Regions from separate parts of the Homo sapiens genome. Here region 2 is linked to region 1. A link is a loop called in an ENCODE intact Hi-C map of the cell type or tissue named here. Cell type or tissue: heart right ventricle. All regions are shown on one strand. Links, peaks and the distances in the headings refer to the core of each region. The heading gives the core; the rest is flanking DNA. Region 1 overlaps LOC105372112 (a long non-coding RNA gene). Region 2 holds the start of LOC112268210 (a long non-coding RNA gene).

Region 1 (8,328 bases), core at 17-8,016:
CCGCCTCCCAGGTTCATGCCATTCTCCTGCCTCAGCCTCCTGAGTAGCTGGAACTACAGGCACCCACCACCAAGCCCGGCTAATTTTTTGTGTTTTTAGTAAAGACAGGGTTTCGGGTTTCGCTGTGCTAGCCAGGATGGTCTCAATCTCCTGACCTCGTGGTCCTCCCGCCTCGGCCTCCCAAAGTGCTGGGATTACAGGCGTGAGCCACCGCACCCAGCCTTATTCTTTTTTAATGCTGAATAGCATTCCATCATATGGATAGACTACAGTTAATCTATCCATTCATCTGTCAATAGACATTCAGGTTCCTTCCACCTTGTGGCTATTGTGAATAATGCTGCTATAAACATTGGTGTACAAGTTGCTATTTTTAATTATTTAAAAAAGATTATTTTAAAAATTAGTAGATAAAAACCATTAAAACCCAAGGCTGATGGGAAGAAAATGGCAAAAAAAAAAAAAAAAAAAAAAAAAAAAGGATATTGAATGGTAACATACAGGGAATATCTGTTTCTTCCTTATTCATTTATGTCAACCTTTTCATCCATAACCAGTTATCAGATACCTCATAGATTTAATAATAGCTTTAGGGGTGGAAGGAGAGGAATAAACACCCACTGAATATACCTAGTAAGAACATTTAAAAATAATTAAAGAACATTTAAAAATAATTTGAAAATATTTAAAAAGTATATCTTGGAGCAGGGGTAAGAGGGTTCATTCTACCTTCTCACTTAGCCCACCTTTCCTGGCTCAGTCTCCATCCCCAGGGGTTGGGAATTTGTGACCTGGTACAAGTTCCTGGGGGCCTGACGGGCTGAGTGCCCCCAGGAAGTTTCCAAGGGCCCTGGAAGGTTTATAGGCAAGACACCTTGGGGTCATTTCCTCCCCTCTACCATCTGGCCCCATTTGCTGTACTGAAGTGAATTCCAGTAAGATTAACACCCTTGATAAGGGAAGAGAGATGAAGAGGGAAGAGCTCTTTGACTTGGTCCTGGGAAATACACTTCTGTCTCTTGCCACCCTGGAGGGCCAGCAATAGCTGAGCTGCCAGGGAGTGGGGGTCGGGCTGTAAAGTGAGACTTCCTTCAGTCCCCCACCTCCACTTCCTTATATTAGGAATTTTAACAAAAGGAGGAACATGAAACCAGATAGTAATAATCTATCAGCCTTTCATGTTGTCCTGGGAAATCTGCTTGAGAAGCCACACACAGAGGGTGAGTCACAGGGGTCCAGCCTTGCATTGGCTGGGAGGATCTCCTGATCCCTTGGAAGAAAGCTAGTCCTGCTCCTATTGGAGGGGAGCAGACCCAAAGGCCGCAGCGATTGCCTGGCTCGGTGACGCTGGAACGCATTTCTACCACCGGGGCCTCCCAGCTTCTGCTCAGCTCCTGGCAGGCAGTGTGTGTGGCTTCTCGAAACTGTCTGTGAAGTTTGGAAGAAAGTCCTGACTAGGTTAGGAAAATAAGAAAGACAGTCCATGGCACAGCCAACAAAATCTGTGTATGAGTGTCTGCCCCGTAAAGACAGGCCACGAAGTCTGCACCTGGTTCAAATTATCCGACGCATCCCTCCCAGGGGTGGCAATTCTGATGTGACTGAAAAAGTGTGAAGGCTTCTTAATCCTGCAGAAAAATCACACTTTCCATAGTAACAGCTCATTCCTGGTTTGGATCTTAAGACTTGGGCCTGGCAGGCAGGTCAGTGCTCTGAAATCCTAGAAGGGAAGATTTACCAACTCTCCCATGGTAACTGTCTGGAAACTGACTGGCCACAGTGAGCATGGGCTCCTATCTTCTGGGTCAGGCCTCAGCCAACTCTTTTGCTCCCCTCCATCTCTGTGGGCCACCTCTCTCTGTTTCCCATGGACACGTCTTTTCCATTTTCTGGAAGCATATTTGAGAAAAAGAATCAAGAAATTATCGCTTTTTTTTTTTTTTGAGATGGAGTCTCACTCTTTTTGCCCAGGCTGGAGTGCAGTGGCGCAATCTCAGCTCACTGCAACCTCTGCCTCCGAGGTTCAAGCAATTCTCCTGCCTCAGCCTCCCGAGTAGCTAGGATTATAAGCAAGTACTACCATGCCCGGCTATTTTTTTGTATTTTTTAGTAGAGACAGGGTTTCACCATGTTGGCCAGCAGGCTGGTCTCAAACTCCTGACTTCAAGTGATCCTCCTGCCTGGGCCTCCCAAAGTGCTGGGATTACAGGTGTGAGCCACCAAGCCCAGCCGAGAAGTTTTCTCTAGCTCTGCGTGCAATGCATTCTGGGCAATATAGATCTGTTATAAGGACTTGGTGAAAGGGGGTCGGGTAGGGAGACACAATGTCCTAAAATGTAGGAGCTGGAACAATAAGAGCTGGCATTTAAAAAAAAAAAGTTTTCATAAACACCAGCCTTGGTGCCTCATTTCATTTACTCCTTACCACAAATGACTGGAGGTAGTTTCCTGATTTTATAGGTGAAGGCCGGTTAAGTAACTTGTCCCTGTCCACTTGTGTTGTAAGTGGCAGCACTGACATTCGACTCAACCCCATCTCAGCCCAGGGCCCATGTTCTATCACTAAGCTACCCACAAAAGGACTTTGGAGAGCACCTTGCTTAGAGCTCTCATTTATCCAATGCAGTGGAGGCTCCGGGGTCCCAAGGGACTCCCTCAAAGTCATGTAATTAGCTAATGAAAAAGTTGGGATGAGAAGCCAGATGCCCTGTCTCCTGCGCCAGGGTAACATGGTTGAAAGAGCTTGTGACTGTGCCCTTAGAGTCGGGGTGACCTCAGGCAAGCTGATGATCACTGAGCTGCCAAGTCGCCATCCGTAGAACCAGCATGGAAGAGACCTACCTCGTAGTTTGCAGTGAGGGTTAGATGCAAGAGTCGACGCAAAGCTCCCAGTGTTGAACCTGGTGCTTGTTGGAGATTTAACACAGTTACTATTATTTACTCTGGCAATGGTACCATCCTATTTCACTCACACAGTTTCTCCTTGTTTGCTAAGATAATAACTAAGTCTGTTTCCTCGGCTGGACAGGGGCGGAACTGGGCACAGGGCAGGCCCCTGCCGACCCTTACAGATCAGCAGAAAGAACCTCTTACTTGGCCCATGGTTTGGAGTAATAATCAAAATCCGTGCTTGGGATCCAAGAACTGGGCTGAGCCCTGGGCTGGAGCCGACCTACCATGAGGGAGATGACAATACAGTGACCAATGTCCCAGTTTACACAGGACTGAGGGGTTTCCCGGGACGTGGGCCTTTCGGTCCTCAAACCAGAACATTTCTGGAAATGGCTGGCCACATGACAGCAGCAAGTCGGGGCCAGGGTGAATACCCTTGGGCCTCGGTAGTGCGAGGAGTGGCTTCCAGAAGAGAGTTTGGGGCATCCCAGTGGCAGTGTCTGGGGCCACCCTGGAGAGTTATTTCCTGGTAAAGGTGAAGGGCTTTGGAGCAATGAAGGAATTCCTGGGAAAAGAAGCCCATGGGCCTTAAACTCCTGTGGGGCAGGGAAGCCAGGCCGCTCTTGGGCCCCTAGAGCACTGAGTTCTGATATTGAGGGTCCCAGGATTGGGGTGCTGCAGAGACTTGGGTGAACAATGTCATGAAGAGGGGGAGGCCAAATGGCCTCCACTGGGCCTTTGGTGGCAACATTCTCCTCTCAGCATAGATTCTGGGAAAGGTGAGGCTTTCTGGCGCCCCCTAGGGCCCAAAGGCTGGAGCAAGCCCGATGGGGAAAAGGCACTGCAGTTGCTCTGGGCCTTGGATGAGACTTCCTCTCATGGGCCTCCATTCCCCTATCTGTGAGACGCCTAAATTACTCAGGGACACATCTAGCTGAGACAGTGGGTGAGGCAAAGCAAAGACATTGATACTACTTTCTCTCTTTTTTTCTTTTTCTTCTTTTTTTTTTGAGATGGAGTCTTGCTTTGTCACCCAGGCTGGAGTGCAGTGGCTTGATCTCGGCTCACTGCAACCTCTGCCTCCTGGGTTGAAGCAATTCTCCTGCCTTAGCCTCCAGAGTAGCTGGGACTACAGGTGTGTGCCACCACACCTGGCTAATTTTTAGATGAGGTTTCACCGTGTTAGCCAGGATGGTCTCTATCTCCTGAGCTTGTGATCCACCTGCCTTGGCCTCCCAAAGTGCTGGGATTATAGGCATGAACCAACACACCCAGCTCACTTTCTCTTTAAACTCCGTAAGAACTGCCCCATTTCATTAAAAAAAAAAAAAAAAAAAAAAAAAAAGCCAGGTACAGTGGCTCATTCCCATAATCCTAGCTCCTAGCACTTTGGGAGGCCAGGGTGGGCAGATCACCTGAGGTCGGGAGTTCAAGACCATCCTGGCCAACATGGCGAAGCCCCGTCTCTACTAAAAATACAAAACTTAGCCAGGCATGGTGGTGCGTGTCTGTAATCCCAGCTACTTGGGAGGCTGAGGCAGGAGAATGGCTTGAATCTGGGAGGCAGAGATTGCAGTGAGCTGAGATCGTGCCACGGCCCTCCAGCCTGGATGACAGAGTGAAACTCCATCTCAAGAAAAAAAAGGGAGCAAATGGCTCATGATCATGGCCCAAGATCATGAAATCTTTGTCAGTCTGTGCAATTCAGGAACGCAGGGCAGAAAATAGTCTTGATCTGTCCTCTCTCGCCCTCAATGAGCACAATTTCCAGCTGCTTCCCTAGTGGTTTGGCAAAATAGAGCAGTCAGAAGTTTAGGAGTCCAGCTTTCAGTCTTGGCTGTGCCTGTTCCTGTTCCCAAGTGTCCTTTTCACATGTCTGAGCCTATGTCCCCATCTGTGAAGGGTGGGGGCGTGGGGCATTCCTATTTTGATTCTGTCAGAGGGTGTTGCAAGAAGCAAATATGAAAGGGCTTTGAAAAAGATAAAGTTCCACTCATACTTAAAGGATTATTGTTTACTTAATTCCTTGAAAGAAAATCACAGTGGGAACTTCCTCAGGCCCTGGAGGGTTGAGTTTTCTGGGGATAATTTCAATTTATCTGATGGGGGTTCTACACATGCCTGGCTGGTGGGGGACCCACATCTGGGAGACATACTCGCTCAGCTGCATCTCACTGTTATGTGAACGGGCCAAGTGTGGCCTCAGTGGCTTGGCCTAACATGTTCCTGTCTTGTTCATTTATTCACAGCAGGCTAGGACCATTAGCCCAAAGCCAGCCAGTGCTAAACTCAAATTCTTACATATCCAATTGCTTGGAATATCATCCAAATAAACATACAGATGGTCCCTGACTTACAATGGTTCAGTTAAAAATGTTTCAGCTCTACAATGGTGTAAAAGCACTGTGCATTCGGTACGCTCTCTGACCTTCCATGGGGTTAGACATTTTCAGCTTATGATGGGCTTGTCAGGAGGCAGCCCCATCGTAAGTTGGGGAGCATCTGTATTTCTGGCCATTTAGAGCCTACCTATTTTGCATATTCCAACATCTGCTGACCATGGATAAGACAAACCCTGTGGCTGTGAAGGACTCCACATCGCTGCTGCCCTTCAGAGCTCTTGGACCCAGGGACTCCCCACCTTGTGGAGGGACATCACCCGGACAACTCCCCTTTCTTCCCCAGGAGCTCCCCAACCCTAGCCCTACTCCCCTTCTGGGTGGTGGTCTTGCCTGCCAGCTGCAGAAGGCCCCTTGCCGGGAGGGACACACCGTCTCCTTCCACACTGTCCAAGTGCCACCGAATATAGCTTGTTGCATGTTGCTGCCTCCCATGGTCTGGTGTCTTCCTGGATCAAACCTGACATTCTCAAACTTATTGCACTCCCTCTGTCTGCTCCTTAGTCAAAAAAATCTCAGACAATTTTCCAGTGGCTCAGTGTAGGTGCTGTGTAAATAAAGCCTCCTTCACCTGGAAATTCTCCTGCGTGAGGCTGTGCTCCTCAGGGCCCGAGGCCTTTGGGATGGGCAGTGACTCCTGGAATCCAGAGGGACAGAAACCCAAATGCAAATGCCCAGGCTCCAGGCTCAGGTGACATCTGTGGTCAGACACCTGCGGCTGGAGGTGGGAATGGCCAGAGGAGCTGCTGGGGCAAAGGTAGGAACTAGGGCAGACAGGCCTTCAGGGTGCTGTTGCTGGAAGGGTGGAGCTTGGCAAGTAATCTTTCCAAGAGAGATCACTGGAGAGGGTCCCACAGAGATAAGGAGATCGAAGTCTGGGAAGCTGTGTGAAGTGACTTGCCCTGTTCACATGCTAATTACGGGCAGAGCTGGGGTGCCTGATAATGACTCTTGAACCACAGTCCCCTGCTTAAACTTGCAGGGGGCCCATTTGTACCAGAGAGTGAGTCACATGATTTGCCATGAGCACAGTACTTGCAGACTGGCCATCATCTTTATCTTACAGCTGTAAAATCAGAATATCCCATTCCCCTGGCTGCTGTGATTGGTTCCGGGTGGAAAGTATTTCAGCAGAGCTGGTGATAATCAATGCCACTTTTCCTGTACTTACTGAGAGTAAGGCACATGGTCTTTCTAGCTATGCACAAACCTGGACAGTGAGGGCCTGGACCTGCCATGCAACTCTTGCCCCACATAGAGACAGAGAATAAAGACAGCCCAGAGAATAAACACAGGAGACACAGACTGAATCCTGGTAATATTGTTTGAGCTCACAGATCAAGCTTCACCTGAAGTTCTCCCGGGACTTTTTAGTCATGAGAAATTCTTTTCATATAACGAATTTGAGTCAGATTTTCTCTCTTTGTAGCTTTGGCACTGGGGTGCCAAATCGGCCATCCCCCGGTAGTTATTTTCCACTCCTATTCTTCAGCCATGGTTCTTTTGATCGTCATGGTCATCTAATGCATCTCTTGCCAGATCCCAAAGTTCAGCCTAGTTGAATAAATATTTATTGAATTTCTACTGTATACCAAGCCCTGTGTTATGTTGTGCGAGAGAAAGATTATTAGGACATAGTTCCTGCTTTCAAGGAATTTACAGACTCAGAACATGTTATTAAGTGAACCATAAGACACAGTGATATGTGTACTTATGCAAGTCCATGCAAGGCCCAGAAACATACCTAGGAAGAAGGAATTCAGTCTGGGGAGGTGAGGGAGCTATGAAGGGGAGGGGACACTGGAGCAGGCTTCTGAATGATGAGAGTGAGGCTGGAGGCAAGACACTACTGAGCAATGACTGCTTTCCCCCAGCCTTTGTTGACCTTGCTTAGGTGACTGGCTGTTTGGCTTCCTTCGCCACAGGCTAGTTCTTGCCTGTGCACAGTGGCTCCTGTAGAGAAGCTTGAATCAGTTCCTCAGGGGATGAGCTCAGGGCCATTTGGCCATATAGGCCACCCTGGGTTTTTTAACTTGGAGAAGAGCTGAGTATTCTAAAATGCATATTTTTGGGCTTTGGCATTTGTGTTTATATACCTAAGGATTTCTATATGGAGAATAAGAAAGTATTACGTCTACTTTGTCGGGCTCAGAAAACTGAGATAGGACCAGATATGGGGAGACTTCATTAGACCCTTGATATGACCCTGGCTGAGCTGCTCAGCCTCCCTCCTGCATTCCTGCCCACCCAGCCCTGCAGCCCCTGATGCCTGGGCATTACTAAACTGTTTGCTATTCTTGGAACACATTAACCCTCTCCTCCTCCATGTCTCTGCAATGCTGCTCTCTCTCCCAGGAAGGCCTCCATTTTTTCTTTTTCCTTTTTTTTTTTTAAACAGGATCTTGCTCTGTTGCCTAGGTTGGAGTGCAGTAGTGTTATGATGGCTCACCACAGCCTCGACCTCCCAGGCTCAGGTGATCCTCCTCCCACCTCAGCCTCCCAAGTATCTGGGACTACAGGTGCACACCACCATGCCCAGCTAATTTTTTGTATGTTTTTGTAGAGATGGGGTTTCACCATGTTGCTCAGGCTGGTCTCAAACACCTGAGCTCAAGCGATCCACCCACCTCAGCCTCCCAAAGTGCTGGCATCACAGGCATGAGCCACCACACCCTGCCAGGCCTCCTCCTTGTCACCGTCACCGTGACTTCTTGTTCTCACACTTCACATAGAGGGCTACTTCTTCTGGAACCTTTTGCTCCTTCCTGGGAGACCTATGTATTCCTCCTCTTATGTTCTCACAATCCTTCATACAGTCTGTGGAGGAAAGGGGGAAGAGGGGACCTAATGACAAGAAAGTGTAAAATTGAGAAAATAGGAGGCTCTGCAGGGCCAAGCCCAGGGACACTCTGTCAGACCGAATAGTCCATTCCCCTCCCATCAGTCAACAGTGCTCAGCACTTTGCCCATTGAGGGTTCTGTTTAGAATGACATCATTTGTCCCTAGAGATGCTATCAAGGCCCTTCTGGAAGGGCC
Region 2 (8,328 bases), core at 91-8,090, 79 kb before region 1:
AGGATGGAGTTGACTTTAAGGTAGAATAGGATCCTCATTTATTAATTTACTAATTATTTTCCTTGCGATAGACTTGCCTAACAAATTAGGTCTGTAGCAAACTTTTCCCCCACCACCTTTCCCCCACCATGTGATGCCTATCTTCTATCTTCTTGTTCCATGCCACGGGAAGTAGGTCACAAGGAGGGGAATTAGGTCAGAAACAGCGGGCGTGAGGAGGCGGAGGATGGAGAAGGGCATGCTTTCCACAGGAATCTTCGAGATCCAGGCCACTCCTCTCTCTCCACTGAGGGGGCGTGAGACAGATTCTGAGCCAGGCTATGGCAGAATCCAATCTGAGCAATGTCCCTTTGTCCCTGGGGAGAGCTGCAATAGGAAGAGCGGGGGAGGATCCCGAAGGTTTGGGTGTTCTCCATGTGTGTCCCAGGGCACTTTCATTTTGGATGAAGCATCAGCCTGCGTGGGGCTGGGGAGGAGCGGCAGCCAGGACTCGCTTCCTTAGGGAGGAATATGCTTGCTCTAGGATGACAGGCCTCCTTGGCAATGGCAGGCAGAGTCAGTTCCATGGGACTTTTGAAGAACATAAACAATCCCCTTTTTATGTAAACACTCAAGCAAACCAAAGCTGGCTGTTAATTGTCTCCCTGGCCTGGACCCAAGGCAGAAATTTGGAGTTGCCCCCTTCTTGGATTAATCTGGAATGACTCCCCTTATATCCCCTCTTACCCTAACCCCCCATACTCTGGGATCTAGAGACGAGACACTACTGACACTTGGAGTTGCATAGTTCTTTGTTGTGGGGAGTTGTTCTGTGTGTTGCAGGATATTTGGCAGCATCCATGGCCTCTACCCACCAGATGCCAATAGCAACACCCTGCTGGAGGCCGCACACATGTTTCTTATGATTAGGCATAATTGAAGCCTGTCAGGAACAATATGAACCTGTGATCAGTTAAGCAGCTGATCAATCATTACCTCCTCCTCCTTGCTCTTGTTACCCAATAAATACAAAGGGCCGTAGAAGCTCAGGAACTGCCTTTGCTCACTAGAAGCAGGGAGCTCTCTTCTTCCCCATGTTGCCTTTCCTTAAAATAGTTATTTTGTTTTTTTGTTATCATTTCTATGTTTGTCCCTTCATTCAGTCTTGTAATGAAGGTTGCAAGCAGTAACAGTAGTGACTGCTGTAATGACGGTCTCAAGTAGTAGTAGTGGCAGTCAGCCACAGCACCCTGCAAACTGAATTGTGACAACCAAAAATGTTTTTAGACATTGCCAAATGTCCCCTGGGGAGTAAAATTGTCTCCAGTTGAGAACAACTGCTCTACCATATACATGCTAAAAGCCTTTAATACCACGTGTCAAAGTTTCAAAGTTTAAACCAGTCACCTGATTTTGACTGAGGATCAAATTCTGAACAAGGAAATGGCAATGGGCTCTACAGACGGTGCAGGTGCATTGAGTGGCGCATGAGGCCAGTTCTGCTGGAAGCTGGTTCTGTGACCTTGGGCCATTATCCTTCTTGAACCTTACACTTGCTAACTAAAACTACAGCAAAATAGCAGCCTTCTCTGTGGTGTGTAGGTGTCCTCTGATGATAAGGGTGATAAAACATCAGTCAGAGCTGGGAGTTCTTTGGAGGAAATTTGTGCTGTGGTGAGGCCAGTTTATGTTTTTACTATTCTTTTACTCGAAGCTTCATTAAATCAAGTTGTTGGCCTAGCAACTTATGGAGACTTCACAGTCAAGATCTCCTCAGCAAAACCTGATTTCAAATATTCTGTCCTATTGTCCCCATATACCTTTGAAATATCCCGGGTATCCTGAAATGGCATTTTTCAGCTTGTCTCTCACCTCCAGGGGTCATGCAAACAGCCTTTAGTGGCACCTGCATATTGCTTTTGGCATATTTACTGGTGAGGCACAGTCATCAGTGGGTCTGGCTATAACCCTGCTGGCGCCCTGGGGGCCGGGGCCATGTGCAGGAATCTGACATGGGCAAGAGGCACATCCAAAGACCCAGAGCAGCCCATGCTCATTGTAGACATTCCTCACAATGTAGACATTTTTGCTTAAATGAGCCATGAGTAAAGGGAAAAAGCACTTTACTGTGGGTAATTTCTTCATAAATTACCCAGCTTCAGGTGTTCATTTATAGCAACACAAATGGACTAAGATAGTTTTTGATCACGTTCATGATCGGTGAACAGCTTTCAGACAGTTTTTTGTGGGCATGAGGAAAGCAACAGAGGCAGATGGTGTCCTCCATGACTCACAATCTGAGTATGTGAATGATTAATGATTTGGGGCCAGGCTCCAGGGGTCCAAATCCCTATGAACTGCGTGATCTTTCTAAAGTTACCTAAACACTCTGTTTCCTTCCTCATTTGTAAAGTGAACATAAACGCAGTATGTGGTCATAACACAGGCGATGTTCTTAGATCAATGCCTCGTCCATAATAAATTCTCAATCCATGTTAGCTATTAATTGTGTTACAATTCAATCTGTTCAACACTATAGTAAAGCTGTAAGCAAAATGCTAGGAAGTCTCTAAGTGATGAATGTTTCCCAAAGCAATCCAGGAAGACTTGGCCATTGCAAGCCTATGGCCCTGACAAGGGAAAAGACTCAGGAACCGGGAGCGTAGCAGTAAATCCAGTTACCCAGCAGTGCATATGCTTCACCCAAGTCAAGCTGTCTTGCAGAAGTGGGGCAGCCTGACTTTCCACTGTGTTCTCCCCAGTGAATATGGCCTAGGCCCAGTGTCTGCTGAGGTCACTCCACACTCATGGAGCTGGGAACAGCTGCTTTCAGGGAAAGGTCAGCTGTTGCTGAAATGATGGACTGTCCTAGCATTTAAATTGTTTACGCAGGGCCAGGCAACGTGGCTCACGCCTGTAATCCCAGCACTTTGTGAGGCCAAGGTGGGAAGATCACTTGAGGCCAAGACTTCAAGACCAGCCTGGCCAACATGGTGAAACCTCATCTCTACAAAAAATATAAAAATTCGCCAGGCATGGTGACACACGCCTGTAATCCCAGCTATTCAGAAGGCCGAGGCACAAGAATTGCTTGAACCCTGGAGGCAGAGATTGCAGTGAGCCAAGATTGTGCCATTGTATCCCAGCCTGGCCAAAAGAGTGAGATTCTGTTTCTAAATAAATAAATAAAATAGTTTGTGAGGAGCAAATGGCCAGTGATTCAGAGAAATACCTACTACTGGTGCCGAAAAGACCTGTACAATTCCGGTACTAGCTTTGTGAGTACAGCTATTAAAGCATAACTAACTTTTACACCCAGGTACAGCTTAAAAAAAAAAGAGAACTGGCAGAGCTGCCCCTAGTGGCAATGCTCAGGGGTGGTGGAGGTGCCCAATGGACATGTCTGTCCCAGAAAAGAAGCACTGACACCCTGGGAATGGTTATTAATGAATCCTAAATTTCCTTTGGCTTTTGGCTTTCTTTTGCATCCTCTGGCAGTCGCATTGAATATAAATATCAAGTGCCAAGACAAGTCAATAGGGAAATTGTCTTGTCTTTTCAACAAAGGGTGCCAGGACAACTGGATGTCACTGTGAAAGAATGAAGATGGATCCTACTTCACACCATCTATAAAAACTAACTCAAAAGGAATCAAAAGACATTTTGGAAGAGCTAAAAACTACAAGACTATTGGAAGAAAATGTAGGGGTAAATCTTGAGACCTTGGAGTAAGCAATGGTTTCTTAGATGTGACACCAAAAGCACAAGTGATGAAAGAAAAAGTAAGTTGGGCATCATCTAAATTAAAAACTTTCATGTTTCAAAGGACACTATTATAAGAAAGTGAAAAGACAAAACACTGAATGGGAGAAAATATTTGCACAGAGAAACCTGTACACAAATATGCACAGCAGCGTTATTCATCATGGCCCACTACAGGGCCAGGCACAGTGGCTCACTTTGGGAGGCCGAGGCAGGCGAATCACGAGGCCAGGAGCTTGAGACCAGCCTGGCCAACATGGTGAAACCCCATCTCTACTAAAAATACAAAAAAAAAAAATTAGCAGGGCATGGTGGCGTGTGCCTATAATCCCAGCTACTTGGGAGGCTGAGGCAGGAGAATTGCTTGAATCCAGGGGGTGGAGGTTGCAGTGAGCCGGGATCGCACCACTGCACTCCAGCCCGGGCAACAGAGCGAGACTCCATCTCGATAAAAAAAAAAAACCCAAAGTAGAAAAAAACCAATTGTCCATCAGTGATGAATGGATGAACAAAAGGTGTGCTATCCATACAGTGGGATGCTGTTCAGCCATCAGAAAGGAAAGAAGTACTGCTACATGCTCCAACATGGATGAGCCTGGAAAATGTTACACTGAGCCCAGTAAGCCAGACACAAAGGCCACATTTTGCGTGACTACATTTATACAAGATGTGCAGAATAGACAGTCAAATCCACAGAGACAGAAGGTGGATCAGTGGCTGCCAGGACTAGGGGAAGAGGGAAGGGGAAGGACTGCTAATGGTATGGGGTTTCTTTGGGGGCTGATGAAAATTTTCTGCAACTAGATAAAGGCAATAGTTGTACAGTCACAGGAATACACTAAAAATTGCTGAATTGTGCACTAATGGTATGGGGAATGTATTGCCCCCTCCAAAAAAAGTAGGAGGTGCTGGACCAGGTGACAAAAGTGTGGCCATGCCCCAGACTTTTTCACTAGGGACCCTGCATGAGCCAGCAGGTGCCCAGAGAGAGCCCCCGCCCTGCCCTCAAGGCTTGGCTGAGGGCTTCCTGGAGGAGGAGTTTGGCTCAATGCTGAGCTGAACCAACTGCAGTTTTTGGAGTCTGCACGCATCATTCACAATCCCGTGGAGTATTGTATAAGAGCCACATCGTAACTTTGTGACTCGCTGCTGCCAGGGCCCCAAGGAAGTGCTCTTCCTGGGCACGAACCCAGGACCTTTTAGCATGGCCCAGACATGAGTGCCCTTTGAGGAAGTGAACATGGTCTGGGACTGGCTGGGCATTGGAGGGCCTGTGCTAACCCCTCCCCAAGAGCACTGTCTTAGCTGGGACTGGGGTGCTGGGACTGGCGTGCTCAGTGAGAGGTGAGTGGTGCCCGATTCTGGGGCTTTTCCAGAACCTCTGTGGAAAGCCTGAGGTCTTCTCCTTTCACTGCTTTGTCCACAATCTGTGTTCTCTGCTATTCCTGGCTCCCAGAGAACACAACCTCACTCCTGCTGAGCTTCCTGCCAAGCAGCAAGAACAGCTTCTTGGGATCTTAGTGTCCCCTCTGCCGGCAGGTGCGGCGGCTGGGGGTTCGGCTGGGGGTGGGAGTGGCCCGGCTGGGGCAGTAGTGGGCGCGAATGGCTTTGGCAGGCCTGATGCCAGAGGTCCAGGTGGAGGGGCTCCTGCATCTCTCTCCCCGTAACCCACAGGAAAACAGGGCTAATAGGCAGTGACCAAGTGAGTTGACCAAGTGAGTTGGGGCTGCTGCCGCGGCTATGGAAATGAGTGCCCCTGGGGCCTGGCATGGGACACATTCAAGGCCTCCAAGTCACTCTTGGGCAAGCAGATAACAACACACCCTGGACTGAAGCCAGAGGTCCTCCTGGGCTCCCTGCTTGCCGGGAAACATACCCTTCGATCTGTTGAACTGTCTTCCAACCTGCTGTGGCAGTTTTGCCCCACTCCTGTTTGCCGTGCTGAGTCCTGCTTTCCTCACCTTCCCTGAGCATTGCCCTTTCTGTGGGAGGGAATCAGCAGAAGGTGCACTGTTGCACTTCAGATGCTTCTACCTCGTCGTTTCCTCGGAAGTCTCTATTCAATGGGGAGCTCCCTAGACTGGCTGCTAAGGTCGCATTTGCTTTTTCAGAGGAAATACCTTGTCAGGAACCCTACCCATCCTTATAGAACAGCTGCCTTCAGCTAACCCCTTTCCTCATAGGGGCCAGGACAAAGCATGGGACAAGAAATTCAGAGTGACCTTCTCATGAGAGGCTGAGGCTGGCTCAAAGAATTCGGTGCGGCAGAGTGAAAGTCAGAAGACCTGGATTTTCATCCCAGCTTTGCGACTTGTGAGCTTTATGATGGTCAAATTGATGAAGACTAGGCTTCAGGCTGCTCCTCTGTAAACGGGGGCTGTCTCCCTCCTGGGGTTTGTGTGAAGGCAACGGAGACAACACTTGAAAGTGTCTTGGCCGGGCGCGGTGGCTCATGCCTGTAATCCCAGCACTTTGGGAGGCCGAGGCAGGTGAATCATGAGGTCAGGAGATGGAGACCATCGTGGCCAACATGGTGAAACCCCATCTCTACTAAAATACACACACAAAAAATTAGCCAGGTGTGGTGGCGTGTGCCTGTAGTCCCAGCTACTTGGGTGGCTGAGGCAGGGAAATTGCTTGAACCTGGGAGGCAGAGGTTGCAGTGAGCTGAGATCGCACCACTGCACTCCAGGCTGGCAACAGAGCGAGACTCTCAAAAAAAAAAAAAATTGTCTTGCATAGGCCTGGCTCATGGCTTTGCTTTCTTGCTTTCTTACCTCGGGGCTGGGGAGTCACCGCACTGTGCTATGAGGAAAGCCCCTCTCCATTCAGGAGACCCTGCTAGGGAGGAGTCTGGGCTCCCACCTGTGGCCAAAGTGAGGGGCGAATTCTTTCCCTGTCAGAGATGGACCAATGACTTTATGACAAACCCAGCCTGTGATTTTTCTAGTCTAAGCATTAAAAGCTCCTAAACCCAGCCAGATCTGGTGGCTCACGCCCATAATCCCAGCACTTTAGGAGGCTGAGGTGGGTGGGTCACTTGAGGTCAGGAGTTTGAGACCAGCCTGGACAACGTGGTGAAACCTCATCTCCACTAAAAATAGGAAAATTAGCTGGGTGTGGTGGCGGGTGCCTGTAATCCCAGCTGCTCAGGAGGTTGAGGCAGGAGAATCGCTTGAACCCGGGAAGCGGAGGTTGCAGTGAGCCGAGATCACACCACTGTACTCCAGCCTGGGCATCAGAGTGAGACTCCATCTCAAAAATAAATAAATAAATAAATAAAAATAAAAACCCTTAAACTCTTTTAAAAAATAGCTACAAAGCGCCTCCCCTGTCTCCGTGCCAACTGGGGTGAGGTGGGAGCTTAATGGATCCTGTAGATCATATACATTTGAATCTCAGGCCTAGATGAAGGCAGAGCCCTCATGAATGATCAGGGGAGATATGTTTTCTATCTAGAGCCCTGGACAAGCTAGATAAGCTATTTCATTATCTCTCATTGCAAGTGAGGAGATTGTTTTTTCTGTCACTTTTTTCCGTAGAGTGGAAGCCTTGGAAGGTCTTGGCTGTATGCAGGATTCACAGCTTTGACGCATGCGTGCCCTAGGCCCAGGCCTCAGCTCCTGTCCCTGTTGGTGGCCATTACATCCAAAGCTTCTTAGGTATCAAGATTGGCAGCTCTCCCCTTCCACCTCCCCTGCATCCAGTGCAGCTGCCCCCACGATCTCCTGCTTCTTTGGTTTCAGTTTGCTTTGCTTTCCTTTTGGCTGCAGGATTTCCCTTTCTTTAGCAAAGCTCAGTTAGTGCATTTGAAAGCCTGTTCATTACCTTTTCTCTACCACTTCTAGGTGTTTTTAGAGCAGAAAGCTTTCTATGTTTCCTAGTCTGCCACACTATCAGAAATGTAAGTCTCTGTGATACAATTTCTCTCTATTAAACTAGCAAAAATGTAGCAGGGGCATGTGCAAGGGTGAGGGAAGTGCTCACATTCTCCTGATGGGAATCTGAATTGCTACTCAATTCCTGACAGTATTTTGCAATAAAAAATATGAAAAAATGATGCATGTCTTTTGTCCCAGCAATTTCCATTTCTAGGAAGTTACTCTATTAAATAAACATGGATGTGTGCAAAGTTTCAGGTTCAGGATGTTTGTCATAGTTGTATCCAGCCTCGGCATTTCCAAAAAGTATACACTGTTTAAATATTCCAGTTGGGGAAACAAAAAGGAAAAAACAAGAAGGAAGGGGAAGCACTTAGGAAAAGAAAAACTTTCTGAGAAATCTTCAGCAAATGAATGCTTACGACTCTAGGGTCAGATACATCTCTTGGCCTTCCGTAGCTATGAGGGAAACTTGGAAAATCAGAATTTTTATTTGGGTACAACTGAGGTTTTGTTAGTAAGGACGAAGGGAGGAATGGATACCATAGTGTGTATGTATGTATGCAAGTATATGGGTGTGTTTATTAGGGTTGTCTAGAGGGACAAAACTAATAGGATAGATGACTATATGAAGGGGAGTGTATTAAGGAGTATTGACTCACACGATCACAAGGTGAGGTCCCACAATAGGCCATCTGCAAGGCAA

What was found. Peaks named below come from ENCODE experiments on the same cell type or tissue, not always from the same donor. Only the 100,000 strongest peaks of a DNase experiment are listed, where the experiment ranks them.
Region 2: it touches region 1 in a loop (4-fold over the local background); 6 of 110 quality-filtered maps call a loop at or near these places.

Annotation. Positions count from the first base shown.
Region 1 is chr18:49,725,066-49,733,393 of GRCh38, forward strand. All of the region lies in intron 3 of LOC105372112 (a long non-coding RNA gene), which reads left to right. Among named protein-coding and RNA genes, the nearest start is that of ACAA2, 84 kb to the right of the region's middle. RefSeq lists enhancers at 720-1,465, 1,466-2,209. In heart right ventricle, for the core only: a CTCF peak has its summit at 3,693 (motif pointing left); DNase peaks (open chromatin) are centred at 1,322, 3,671, 4,532 and 4,786; H3K27ac peaks cover 1,563 bases.
Region 2 is chr18:49,645,675-49,654,002 of GRCh38, forward strand. All of the region lies in intron 1 of LOC105372112 (a long non-coding RNA gene), which reads left to right. LOC112268210 (a long non-coding RNA gene) reads left to right here and starts at 4,840. Exons shown (of 2, transcript XR_002958207.2): 1 at 4,840-5,085; 2 at 5,925-7,801. It also overlaps the pseudogene SMUG1P1. In heart right ventricle, for the core only: a CTCF peak has its summit at 3,310 (motif pointing left); DNase peaks (open chromatin) are centred at 297 and 2,767.